2 separate regions of the Homo sapiens genome follow, and region 1 is linked to region 2. Evidence: chromatin contacts called from ENCODE Hi-C data. All regions are on one chromosome and are shown on one strand. The core of a region is the stretch at or near the end of the contact, and the rest is flanking DNA. Distances in the headings are between cores, read along the strand shown. Region 1 overlaps ADAMTSL1 (ADAMTS like 1). Region 2 has its middle 27 kb from the start of ADAMTSL1.

Region 1 (6,701 bases), core at 2,955-5,454, 410 kb before region 2:
ATCCCCACTGTGTATGTTCCCAGTGAATAATTATCCATGTTTCACTGCTAATGAGAAAACCTGGCTTTTAACAGGTTCCTTTCTGTCACGGACATTTCTCATTTGTTAAAACAAATGAAGTATCCGTCATTTTTTTTTTTTTTGGTTTTTGAAGGCAAGCAATCTCTCTGTGTGCCATTTACAAGGACACCAAAAAACACGTGCTAATAATGTATTCCACACCTTTGAGAGGCCAAATAATAAACCATTCCCAACCCTCCCTTTCCTTCAACGAAGAAGTTCACAGTATTTAAGGCAGGGGGCTAGCATCTCTCTTTTCTGTTTCCCTCCCAGCTACGTATATGCGGAGCATTTCCACCCCAGGAAAGAGGCCATCAGCAGGCAGTGACAGTGCTGTCTCCTCTCCAGGCCTCAGCTATTAAAGGGCTTGGGTTAGTGAGGTGGCTGAGGAGGACGCAGCACTTGGCAAGGCTGCTTTCTAATGAGAGTTCTGGCAGCAGAAGGCCTCTCTCTATCAACCCTTCTTAACCACTGAAAGAAAATATTGTCTTTAGGCCCCATTCCTAGGCCTAAAGTGGTTCTAAACTGAGCCAAAGCCAGGTGTGATTCACATATGTGTAAGATTTCCTCTCCCTAGTTTCATCTATTTTTTAAAAAATAGCTGGAAAGTATGAAAAGTTTAGAATGGGACAGATGTACCCAATAAGAAAACCAAATTATACATGAAGTTGCCCCCTTCTAAAAATGTGTGATTGACATATGTTTATTGAGGCACTATTCACAATAGCAAAGACTTGGAACCAACCCAAATGTCCAACAACGATAGACTGGATTAAGAAAATGTGGCACATATACACCATGGAATACAATGCAGCCATAAAAAATGATGAGTTCATGTCCTTTGTAGGGACATGGATGAAGCTGGAAACCATCATTCTCAGCAAACTATTGCAAGGACAAAAAACCAAACACCACATGTTTTCACTCATAGGTGGGAATTGAACAATGAGAACACTTGGACACAGGAAGGGGAACATCACACACCGGGGCCTATTGTGGGGTGGGGGGAGCGGGGAGGGATAGCATTAGGAGATATACCTAATGTTAAATGACGAGTTAATGGGTGCAGCACACCAACATGGCACATGTGTACATATGTAACAAATCTGCACGTTGTGCACATGTACCCTAGAACTTCAAGTATAATTAAAAAAAGAGACTGGAAAAATATAACAAAATATTCAAAGTTATAATAGGAGAAAAAAAATGTGTGATTGATTTTTTTTTAATCTTAAACACCAGAAAAGACATCTCTCTGAATGGGTCTAACATCCCTAAGTACTGACATGAAATAGGGAAAAGGAAACACTAAAGACCAGGGGGTTCCCCTCATTATTTGCTCCAACTATGACAGAATCAATGGCCTCCAGCAAGGACAGGGCATCAGTCCAGATGTAACCTATAATGTGCCACCAATTGACATCCTTGCTTTTTCCCATTGACTTCACTGACTTTCTGCATGTTTGTCTCTTGATTTTACATTGGCTTCTGTGACTAAACAGCCTGACTCAGGGAAACAGCCTGAGTTGGACAGATGAGGACATGGGGGAAGAAAACTGGGAGCCCTGGCATCTCTGGCTTCACTTCCTCGCACCCTCAGCAGAAGATGCTAACTTTAATACTGGTAGCATAAGGTTGCCTTTGTGGCACCTGTCTCTAAAGAAGCTCTGAATTCACAATACAAGGGTCATTATATAGTGGATTTTTTGTTGATTCAAAGGTCTGAAAATCACCAAGATTTTTGGCCAGTGGCTTAATTTGTGGGCTTCCTTGTAGGATAGATCAAGCCAGCTCAGGCATTCATTAGCTGCCAGTCACTTTGAGTGAGCCACACAGCCAAAGTTCATTTTGATGTGTTCCTAGCCTTAATAAGCAGAAGCAAGAATTCTGAGTGCACGTTTTTTCTCCTCTTCCCCCTCTCCAGCCAAACAGCTCAGAAAAAGGCACCTGAGCTTGATAAACAGATTGCACAGAGTAAAAGCTGTAAATGGACTGAACCCAGTTCACGGGGAAGAATGCTCTGAAAATAAGAATATACAATCTAAAAGAGGAGGAGAAAAAGTAGTACTCTGGGAATTTTCACGTATTTAACTGCTTTCTAAAGGAAAAGAAAGCTGTGGCTGATTAGGACATGCTGTGTAAAAGTATGAAAGATGTGGCATTATTACTTCATGAGCTGGCTCCAGGCCTGTCAGCATTTTCATTACAATCCTCTATTTTTCACAGAGTTAAACTTACTATAAAAATGATGTGTGTCGGGATGAAACTTGGCACTTGGTGTAGTCAGTCTGGGAGTCCTTTCCTTAATTTAATTTTCCAAAACTGGAAAACACTCAGTCCTGTAAATTTTATAGAGGGATCTCCATTTTGCTCGTGGTATGTGGTGTGTACGGGCCTCACTCTAAGGCCATGGGGTGACTGAGCAAAAGTAGGGAAGTCATTTCAGTGCCTTTTCTGGCTCCTTCCATTTCTGGTTTGGCATTCTCTTGGGTGGCAGAGATGGTCGCTAAAGAGCTTAGAAGGAGTGGGAGCTGGCACCAAGCAGCTGGCTGAGAGGAATGATTAATTCATATTGGAAAAACTCAGTTACTCCCTCCATTTGTCAGCTGGACCCTAGAAGGCTGTGGGAGAAGACAAGCAACTTTAATTTTCACTCCGATTTCTGGGACCTCCCAATAAGCTGGTCAAATAACTGGGCCAAGATGATTCCCATGTACATTTTCCCAAAGAAAACTAACTTTAAGACATTCCTGGAAAAATAAAACTATCCAAGCCCATTTTCCATTCCCCAAATGTCTCTTCACCCCTAGCGTAAGCTTTGGGTTTCCGTTGGCAGGGGGTATGCTAACGTCTCCCATGATCCTGGGCATCTGGTAGAAGAACTTGATATATTTCTCAGCATGAAAAGTAGCTCCATCCAGATTTATGACTTGATTAAGGCCTTGCATTTTCCAAAATGATTGGGTTACTGTGTGGTTACTACCTTCACCCATACCCTAGGACTTGGTTATTCTCTTACAGGTGAAGAAGATGAGATGCCTGCTCCTGATACTTTGCACACACAACTATGAAAATGTGACTGTACTGTAAGATAGAGTTTGGCCGTGTTAAACAGCATGCTTCTCCAGGATTGACTGGGCCACCTCTAGGGGGTAGCAGGCAGGCAGGCTCTAGGAAATTAGTCCAATTTTAAAAGTTCACAGTACTGTTGATCAGAATTGAACCTACCTCATGAGGATAATACACAGGGTTCCCATAAGTCCTTCTCTGCCAGTAGGCTCTTGGCATAAAATATACCTTTTAAAAACACATCAGCATTTTTTTTAAAGTTTCAACTTTCTGGGTTTATAAGTCCCTAGTTGACTCTACCCTCAGGCTGCTGGCAGGTGCCACCTGGCCTGCAGGAGGGAAGACCAGGATGACCCTAGGGAGGCCTGGCTGCAGGCTGCCTGGAGCTAAGGAAGTAATTTCAATCCACAGATGAGATGGCCTTTTAATGAACTCTAGAATGTGGATCATACTTGGGTCATACCATACTTTTGAGGAGAGTCCTAGGTCAGAAATTCCCCTCTCTGTGTATACTTATCTATCACGCACACCAAGATTAGATTCTGTAAGGAATGAAATTGATGTTTCACATTTGGTCTGAAATAGGACATTATTTTAGGACTTTCAAGGAAGCGCTCTATAATCAAGGTGCTACTGCTCTGAGAAGAAAACAACAGTTTCAGAGGAAAACCTGCGGACTCTATGAATATTCCCTTCTCTTGAGTGATATAGCTGTTCTCATCCCCTCACTCCAGCCAATGGAAAGGCAAGCTAGAAAATACACAGATCAGCTTGGAGGAAAAACAAAAGCCAGCAGCAGCTCCGAGCCAGCATGCCTCAGGAACTCAGGCTAAGTTTTGCTCTGATTTTGGGTGAGAGCCTCTGCAAAAGAAATAACGCCCTTTACCCCAACACAAAAAAAGAACCTTCGCTCACAGCCCTGTCTACATCCCATTTCATTTCTCTTCTGCTGAACCAAAGCCACAGCATAGCAGTGGATATGAAGAATGGCTAATATTCCTAGCACGTATCCCGGGAGGCCTCACTGGGCACAGCACAGGGTTCAGCTGCAAGCCACAGGAAGGAGCCGCTGCTGACTAGGAATTCCACGGTGAGCAGTGGGGGTGGAGCTACCAGGGGAACGCAAAGACCTTTCCTGGATTTATTATTCCCACATTAGTCTCCTGGGTCTTGAGGCTCCAGAAACTTCTCAACAAAGGAAAGAAAATAACAAACAATGTGAGGGAAGTAAAGACGGGGGAGAGTTGAGTGGTGAGCTGAAGTAGGGATGAGAGCCATGGCAAGGGAGCAGGAGGAGGAGTAAGGACAGAGGTGTCTGAAAGGATCTGGCTGGCTCGCTCCTGGGATAAGAATATGCTCTGGCAAGTGATGTCTGGCCTTTGGCAGCCAAGCCCAAAGAGCGAATGGTTTTTCAAGGACCCATAAATAGATAGGTCCTATAAAGAAACATCAGAAATCCATCCACAGCCCTTACTGGAAACGTCACAGCATCAGTGTGATGGGCATCTGAAGGGCAGAGAGTTGTCCAAATGCCTGCTATTTGTCTTGCAACCTACATTTCTAGTATTGATTTGTTTTGGCTCCTAATCTTCTTTGGGTGTGGTTCTCAGTTTGCCTTGGATTTATATACTCCAGAGACTCCTGTGGAGCATTTAGTGGACTCTCTGATGGCTTAAGGAAGAAGTGGCCTGGTTCAGATTCCTGGGTCCAATTCTGACCTTTCCGAGATTCACATGGACTTAGGAGCCCTAAAACCAATGCAGTCTCCTTAGGCAACCTGGGATTCAGGCCAATTTAGACCTGGATGAGGCAGAGCACATGCTGTTCTGCTGGGAATTGATAACTTGATTGAATCAGTTCTTTTTGGGCTTCCCTATTTTCCATAGCACTCACATTGCATGAAGGTGGAGGGTCTAGAATGGGAAATGTGTATCAAAAGAGGGATGTGTATATGATCTCTGTATAATGAGGGATGTGTATATGATCTCTGTATAACGAGGGATATGTATATGATCTCTGTATAATGAGGGATGTGTATATGATCTCTGTATAACGAGGGATGTGTATATGATCTCTGTATAATGAGGGATGTGTATATGATCTCTGTGAAACGAGGGATGTGTATGTGATCTCTGCATAACGAATGGAAGTGAGAACTAAAGTTTCCACAGAGCTTCTCAAAGGCATTCCAAGGACAGCAGATTTGAAAGCCTAAATCCAGACGTGGACAGAGCAAGTACGCTTACTGTGGGACAGAAATTATGCCTGTTATCCAGTAACATTACTGGGCACCTGTATTCTGCTTTAAAATGTACAATTAGCATTTCATTAGAGTTTGCTCTTAGATCTCTCTAAAGACCAAAGCTGAGAAACCCTAGAATATAGAGAAGGAAAACCAACCTTTTCCTACAGTAATGAGATTTTTTCCCCTTAAAATTTATTTTTGAATTATGATGGTGGGGGTGGGAATTGGGAATGAACAGTGTTTACAATAAGGTGTTTACATATTGCCATCTGACTCTTCACTCTTGTCAAAAAATTATTAAAAACAAAGTAGTCAAAAGATGTTTGTCATTGTTGGTAAGAAGGCCAGAGCAGGAGTTGGCAATTTTTTTTTTTTTTAAGGGCCAGATAGTGAATATTGTAGACTTTGTGAGCCATATGGTCTCTGTCACAACTACTCAACTCTGCCATTGTAACTTGAGATCAGCCATAGACAATACATAAACAAATGGGTGGGGCTGTGCCCCACTAAAATCTTATTTATAAAGGGGTGGTGGTCTAGACTTGCCTTCAGGACCAACCCCTGGTCGAGGGTATGAGATCATTTGAGTTTCTGTATGCTGAGAACAAATGGCCTAGTAAAACCACTAACTGCCTGGGCAAGATATATTTTTACCCCCAAAGAAAGCAGCCATTTTCACAAGACAAGGAAGATGAATTCAATACCTTCTTTTCTAATTAAAAGATCCAACTTGTTACTTTAAAAAATACCAATGCATGTTCATTATAGACTAAAAGCTCACAAAAATATAAAAATTCAAAAATCCCTCAAGTCCCACTTCTCAGACGTAATTGATCTGAATGTCTCTCTTTCCAATCACACATATGCACACACATCATTAGGCAGATTAATAAATCTTGGACAATTTTCTTGTCAATGAATGTAAGTCTACCTCATTCTTTAAATGGGTGATGGGTGCACTAAAATCTCAGGATTCACCACTATGTAATTCATTCATCCATGTAACAAAAAAACCACTTGTACCCCAAAAGATATTGAAATAAAAAAAAAATCAGCACCATTATGAAGCAAAAAAAAGAATCTTTAATCAACTCTTTATAGATAATTACATGTTTCCAATTTTTCACTAATATAAACTACGCTGTGGTGAATTTCCTAGTACATACATCTCTGTGACCAAATATTTCCCTAGGTTACATGACTGAAGTAGCACTGATAGCTCAGTAGGTATCATTTGAAAATACTGATATACATTGCTAAATTGCCCTTCAGAAATGTTATCCTAATTTACGTTTTGGGCAACAATGCATGATAGTATATATTATTT
Region 2 (6,463 bases), core at 2,274-4,773:
AGAAGCAGGATATTTTACTCTATGTAATGATATTCTGAATCCAGATATACTGTAGAGTGGACAATGGAAATGATGACATTTTTCACTTAACCATGTTGCCTCTTCCTACTCTCTCAACTATTGTCAAATAATGAATCACTTCAGAGGTTGTCTAGTGACAACAAAGCAAAGGGAGTTTGGTAAGTTTGGTAAAGGGGATTAACTTACTTTTTCTGAGTCACAGAAAAGTTCTATGTGGTGTGTGTGTATACACACATATGCACATATATACATACATATATATGTATACATAATATATATATCTATATATGTATATATGAATCTGGGTTCCTAGAATTAAAAAGAGATATGGTTTTCATGCAGCTACATATTAACACATCCATTTCAACTGAAAGATAAAATTGACCTTTTCCTAACTGACTTTGCTGATTTACTTACATGGCAAATATATTTTCATTAATTGAGTGAGCTAAATTTGTACCTATAAAGTGTGTTTTTTTAAAAACATCAAGTTTATTGAGGTATAAGTTGAATACAGTAAAATCTACCCATTTTGGGCATTCAATTTTATGAGTTTTGACAAATGTATACAATCATGTAACGACCACAGCAATCAAGATATAGAATATTTCCATCGCTCCATGAAATTCCCTTGTGTCTTGTTGTAGTCAGCCAGCTCCACTTTTTATCACAGAATGTACATTCGTTGTATGGATGTTCCATAATTTCGTTACCTATTTACTAGTTAATGGACATTTGGTTGCTTCCAGTTCTTGGTGATTATGAATAAATCTATTACAAACATTCCTGTACATATATTTGCATGGAGAAATCTTTTCATTCTCTTGTATAAATACCTAGGAATGGGATTGCTGAATTTTATGCTAGGTGTATATTTAACTTAATGTAAGCAGCTGCCAACCTATTTTCTGAAGCACTCTCCCATTTTGCATTCTCACTGCCATGTCAGAGAGTTTTTCTGCAACCTTGCCAGCACTTACTACTGCCAGTTTTTAAAATGCCAGCCATTCCACTAGGTATATAGTAGTGTATTATTGTGGTTTTACTGTGCATTTGCCTAATGACTAATAACGTTGAAAAAGCTTTTCATGTGCTAATTTGACACCTGCATCTATCATCTGTATCTATTTTCTGTTTAGATCTTCTGTCTAATTTTTATTGGGTTATTTTCCTATTACTGAGTTGTGAGAGGTCTTTACATATTCTAGACACAAGTCCTTTATCTGATATGTGTCTTTGCAATTACAAAGTATTGGAAACAGTATATTTAAAACACAGGATGTGATAATATCATTTTATCAAAATAAAATGTATTGCCAAAGATATATTAGCTATATTTCAATTATCCTAATTATTTCTGAATATATTAAGTTAAACAAGTTTCCTCTAAGAGAAAAACCAACAGATATAATTAATAGTCATATGTTAAGTCTTGGTAAAGCCCTTTAGTATTATACATTCCAGAAAGAAAGAAGGCAAATGGCTCTACGACTGTGTTGGCTCTAATCACTGTTTTACAAATCATTTTGCATGTCAAGCTATTTAGATTTTTAAATATAAATTATATAATTATATTTTTAAATTATATAATAGAGTTGCTAGCTGATAAACTAAATTTAATTTTTGATCATTAATTACTAAGTGATTTTTGACATACAACTCAGAAAAAGTTCAAAGAATTTATGCTATTTCAGAATTCCTCCCTAAATCCCCCCAACTCATGCTTTTTATATAATCAGTGCTCTTCTCACTCACATGAATAAATGCGGAAGTTAAAAACAGGATTTATGAGTAACTGTGTCTCACTCTGGCAAGAAATGTTTATCCACTGATGAACTACTTAAGAGAAAAGAAAACCCCCATATATTTTATTTAGTATTTTCAATAAAGCATAGTATAAAAATTTATATTATTTGTGCTATTATTTGATATTAATAATACTTGAAATAATATATCACTCACATAAATTTTAAACATTCGAGCCTTGTAACCATAGAGCATTTTTTAAAATTAAACTTTAAAATTAAATTTTACTTTCTATATATTTTTTGCAGTAAGGTATACCTGGGCAGCCATACTTTTGGTTCTTTTTTATTTTGCAGAAAGAGGAAAACTTTCAATCATAAAATATACTACGTTATGATAGCATGAGTCTAAAGAGAAAAGAAAATGAGATAAATGTCCAATATATTTACTTTTATGAATAACTGAGTATCTAACTGGCATGGTATTTACATTCTAGCAGAAACATCTACAATTAATATTTATAATTTTCCAGATATAACTTCCTTTGCAACTATTTCAACTTATGATGATGAATTTTAAATGCCAACTTACAAATGTGCCTGTGGTCGATATTTTCTAAATTCTTTTAGGGGTTTAAAAGTAAAAATTTGGAAAGGTAGGTCATGACCTTTATAATTCTTTCCCTTTTCTCCCTGGCAGTTGTGACATTTGGCCCTGATCTCATTGTCCTAGTTTCAAACTTCTCAGTTTGTGGTTACAATAGCAATAATTTTCCCCTGACAGCAGGTGGATGGCTAGCTCATCCAGTGTCCTGTGTCCTTCCCACACTGGCTGGCTGGCAGCAGAACCTTGACTGTCCATGCCAAACTTCTTTCTCCAAGCCTCCTCCTTAACATTCTTCCTGAGCAGCTCAACAAAATCATCATAAAAGAACAAAATACCCAGAGTGGTTCTTAACTGGGTATTCCTAAGTGTATAAAAGAATTTATTACTGAGGCTTGGGGTTTTGTTTATTAATTGATTTTTGTTTTCTCTTGTTTTCTGGGCAAATACTTTATGGCAGAGAGAGAGAGAGAGAGAGAGAAAGAGCGAGAGCGAGCACGCACACAAATCTCTTGTTTTGGTGGTCTTGAAAAGTGTTTTCCAAAGTTTTCAAAGCTTTGGACTGAAACCCATAAACCAAACCAAATTGCTCACATCCCACAAATGCACAACCATGTGTGCTCGACACCTGCAATTTTTTATACATCAAAGTTTGGGCTCTTCTGCATTCAAAGAGCTACTGTCACCAGGCCCCTGAGGGGCATGCATATAGAGAAAGGAAGCAAACTCATTTGGCAGAGAGGCTTATGAGACTCTCCGGAGGAAGGTACTCTATTTCAAGAAAGAATGAACAGCAATAGACATTCAGAAAGGGTCTAGCAAAGAGCTCCCTGAGGACTCTTTAGCAGTGTATGTCCTGCTAAGCCTCCAAACACACACTTATAATTGCGAGACATTTTGTTTTGCATCAGGTGCCTCTAACAGCCTGATTCCCCCATCCAGGACAATGTCATTGCTTTACTTTCTTTTAGTGGTTCTATTTTTGTCCCTTCCTTTTAAATACTGAACTGAGGTATTTGTGAAGTCTCCCTCCCTCCCTCTTCCCCACAGGTTTGGCTCTCATTTTCCCCATTATTTCAATGAGTAATGACACCAAGGGCATGAAGCCAGTCCTACCGGCACTGAACACTTTCCCCTTTCTACAAAATAAAGCAAGCACCAAACCAAACACGGCACAACATTCAGCTTCAGGGATTGTGACACATTTCCAGGCTCTCTTTGCTCTGTAGTAGAATTCTGGCTGTCATTCGGCATTTGGCTTTTTCTCACGGAGCCCTTGAGCAACCTTTATTTACCATGCACACTGACTTTCATTACTATATAATACAGAAAATATTTGCTTCATTATGAAGCCAGCTGAATATTTATTTTGATTTTGTTACTTGTGGTAAACAGAGTTCAAAACACTCTCTGCTACCACTGTTCCAAACTAGTCAAAAACTATGTAAACAACCCACATAGTGATTGTGTGACCCACATTTTGTGATTGTCTCACCTCCCCTTCCAGCACAAGGAAAGTTTTGTTTAAAAAAAAAAATGTTCATGTTAATTTGAAATTTTAAAGCAAGTTTTATCCCTCAAAACTGTCTTCAGTCCACACTTCTGACTGCCTTTATAGGAAATCACGTTACAATGAACTCCTTTCAAGGTACTTTTGGAACCAAACCTTCTCTTTGGATATGGTCCAAGGTAGGCCTAATTCTGTTCTAAGACAAGCACTATTACCCGAAAGTTCAAGAATACTATTTTTTAGATGACATAGGTAAGAACATGTTGAGAAAAACGTGTTTGCACCCAGATGCATTTTATCTGTATGAAGATCTACGTCAAAGGCTTTGCTGATTCTATTTTGTTCTAGGACCAATATGCCTTGTTTCCCTCAAGTTGCTTTAAAAGATTGATTTGGAATGGACCCATTTGGCCTTTTGTATGGTCCAGTTTCTGCACGTTCACATTACAATAAACATGTCAGCCCAATTGCCTGCACAGGCATCCTTGCTGGTTGACATTTTGTGATACTTTTTATAATCTGGTAGAATTCTAATTGATTTTAAAATCAATAAAACCCATACTTGCTTATTTTTGCATTTTAAAGAAACAAAAACAAATTTAGAGTAGCAGAACATTTTTAGTTCATGCCTTTAAATGCTTTCAGAAAACCAAGTATACCAGCACGAATCTAGACTAATATTTATGTCAACATTTTTTTCCCCCAGGCATATCTTCCTACAGAGAATTTGGGAGTGAGATTTAGTTTTCATCTTAGACTTAAGCCCATATATAGAGTTTCTGGAACGTCAATCCTAAAAGATCACTGTGGAGTTTCTTTTTTCCTTTTCCTGCTCTGTAAGACATTTATACCTCTACCTTTCTGCTAGAGGTAATCGCACAATTGAGCTAATGTAAATGTTGTTCAATACAGGAAGAAATCTTGGGTTCTGGGATGAAATCTGGAATCAAACTCTGGGTCCATCGCTTCCTGGTTATATTGTCTTAAGCAGGTTACTAATCTTCATGAACCACAGTTTATTCTATAAAATAGGGGGATGAATACCTACATGATAGGGTAACTATAAGGATTAAATATAAAAATGTTTACAAATATTTGATACAGTATTGTGCATATAGTCACTACTAGCTCCTTATAATTCTTAGTATATTATTCTGATTATTCTGATAATTGTACTTTTTTCACATGACAAAGATTAAATGTAGGTTTTAAAAAATATTGGATTTTCTAAATACATTCAAGTAAAGGTAAACTAAAAATGTTTTATAAAAATTCAACTGATGATAAAAAAATTTTTCAAGATGTCTCCAGTCAAGTAGGGAATCAAATACTTTCAGCATTTTGTATATGAGTCTTGGTTAGTATTTTCTTTTTTGGTGTACATTTGGTAAACTCTTTGTTTATCACAATATTTTTAAGTCTTCAGTTTACCCATCAATAAAATGGAATGACAAAATTTTGAAACCACAGAATAATATAGATACCAAATATTACTATTAACTACCTGTTTTGTAAATATGGGATATTGAAGAACTCTTAAATATACTGTGATTAAAAGATGTACCACAAGGGTATCATTTTGTATGTAGGAATGTAGGTGAACTCTAAAGATTTTGTCTTATCAAGTTCAAGGTTCAATTTATTTTTGCATTAAACAAACAAAGTCAAAGAGTTCATTATCCATGATCTTAATTTTTCCCCAAGGATAAAACATATATTTGATGCTTAATGGTGGTGACAGATTGTTTAGCTCTCAAATCAAAGGCTGTACTTTTAGCGGTGGCAAAACAGATACTGAAGAGAGAAACTGGTTATCACTGTCAGAACAATCGAGAAGAATTTCAGACTTCTTGAGGAGGAAACATCCCCAGCAAGGTAAGTTAATGTGTACATTTATTGTACTGAAGAATATCACAGTGTTTAAGAACTTGAGCTTTGGAGTTCAACTGACTGGGTTTGAATCCTGAATCTATAACATTCTATTTGACCTTAGGCAAATAAGTTACCTAAACTCTCTGACTTTCAGTTTTCTCACCTGTGAAATGAGGGTAATCGTAGTGCCTAAGAAGGCATGCTAAATACTTAGAAAAGGGCCTGGATCAGATTAAGTGCTCAACAGTGTTAGCTGTTGCTGATATTATTAGTCTCTTGGTAAGATACATAGACATATGTCTTTTAATAAATAGGAGGAAAGACATTAAATATGGCATTTCTGCACTTGAACAAAAGTTTTAAGGATGTTGCCATACCCTCCTGCCTGTGTGCCATCCCTTTGGCCTTAACTCGTACTACTATTATTATCTGCATCTGTTTTCCCTTTACCAATTGTTTAAGGTAAAGCAAAAGACATAAACCTGTTCTCAAGGAGTAGAATATTCTTACAATAGAAACTAATGTGTGCACAGGTGAAATACTGAGGATCTGCTTGAGGCCAATCTTCAAGCCTTATGTTTTTATCCTTATAGGCTAAAATTCAAAATAGTAGAGTCTAGTGAAATGTTACATATACGTAATACCCATTTTTCTCTTTGTTCACATGTAAGTCAACATTGGAGAACCATGAATTTTGGAATCAGAAAGACC

The links. A loop is a pair of places that touch in the nucleus more often than their neighbours do. Pooled maps may share reads with other maps.
Region 1: a loop to region 2 is called in a map of aorta, with 4 times the contacts of the local background. The contact joins two enhancer-like sites. A Hi-C loop is called at or near these places in 8 of 168 maps with a recorded cell type or tissue (aorta, ascending aorta, cardiac septum and 5 more) and 5 of 50 pooled maps.

What each region holds. Positions count from the first base shown.
Region 1 is chr9:18,859,559-18,866,259 of GRCh38, reverse strand. The region is part of intron 23 of ADAMTSL1 (ADAMTS like 1); the gene reads right to left. Among named protein-coding and RNA genes, the nearest start is that of SAXO1, 170 kb to the left of the region's middle. Within about 2 kb of position 4,204, at least 7 of the 41 ENCODE cell types and tissues checked have a DNase peak (open chromatin) inside an H3K27ac peak, as active enhancers do; they include ascending aorta, where a contact is called at or near this core.
Region 2 is chr9:18,444,416-18,450,878 of GRCh38, reverse strand. It overlaps a transcript of ADAMTSL1 not described here. Among named protein-coding and RNA genes, the nearest start is that of ADAMTSL1, 27 kb to the left of the region's middle. Within about 2 kb of position 3,523, at least 6 of the 41 ENCODE cell types and tissues checked have a DNase peak (open chromatin) inside an H3K27ac peak, as active enhancers do; they include ascending aorta, where a contact is called at or near this core.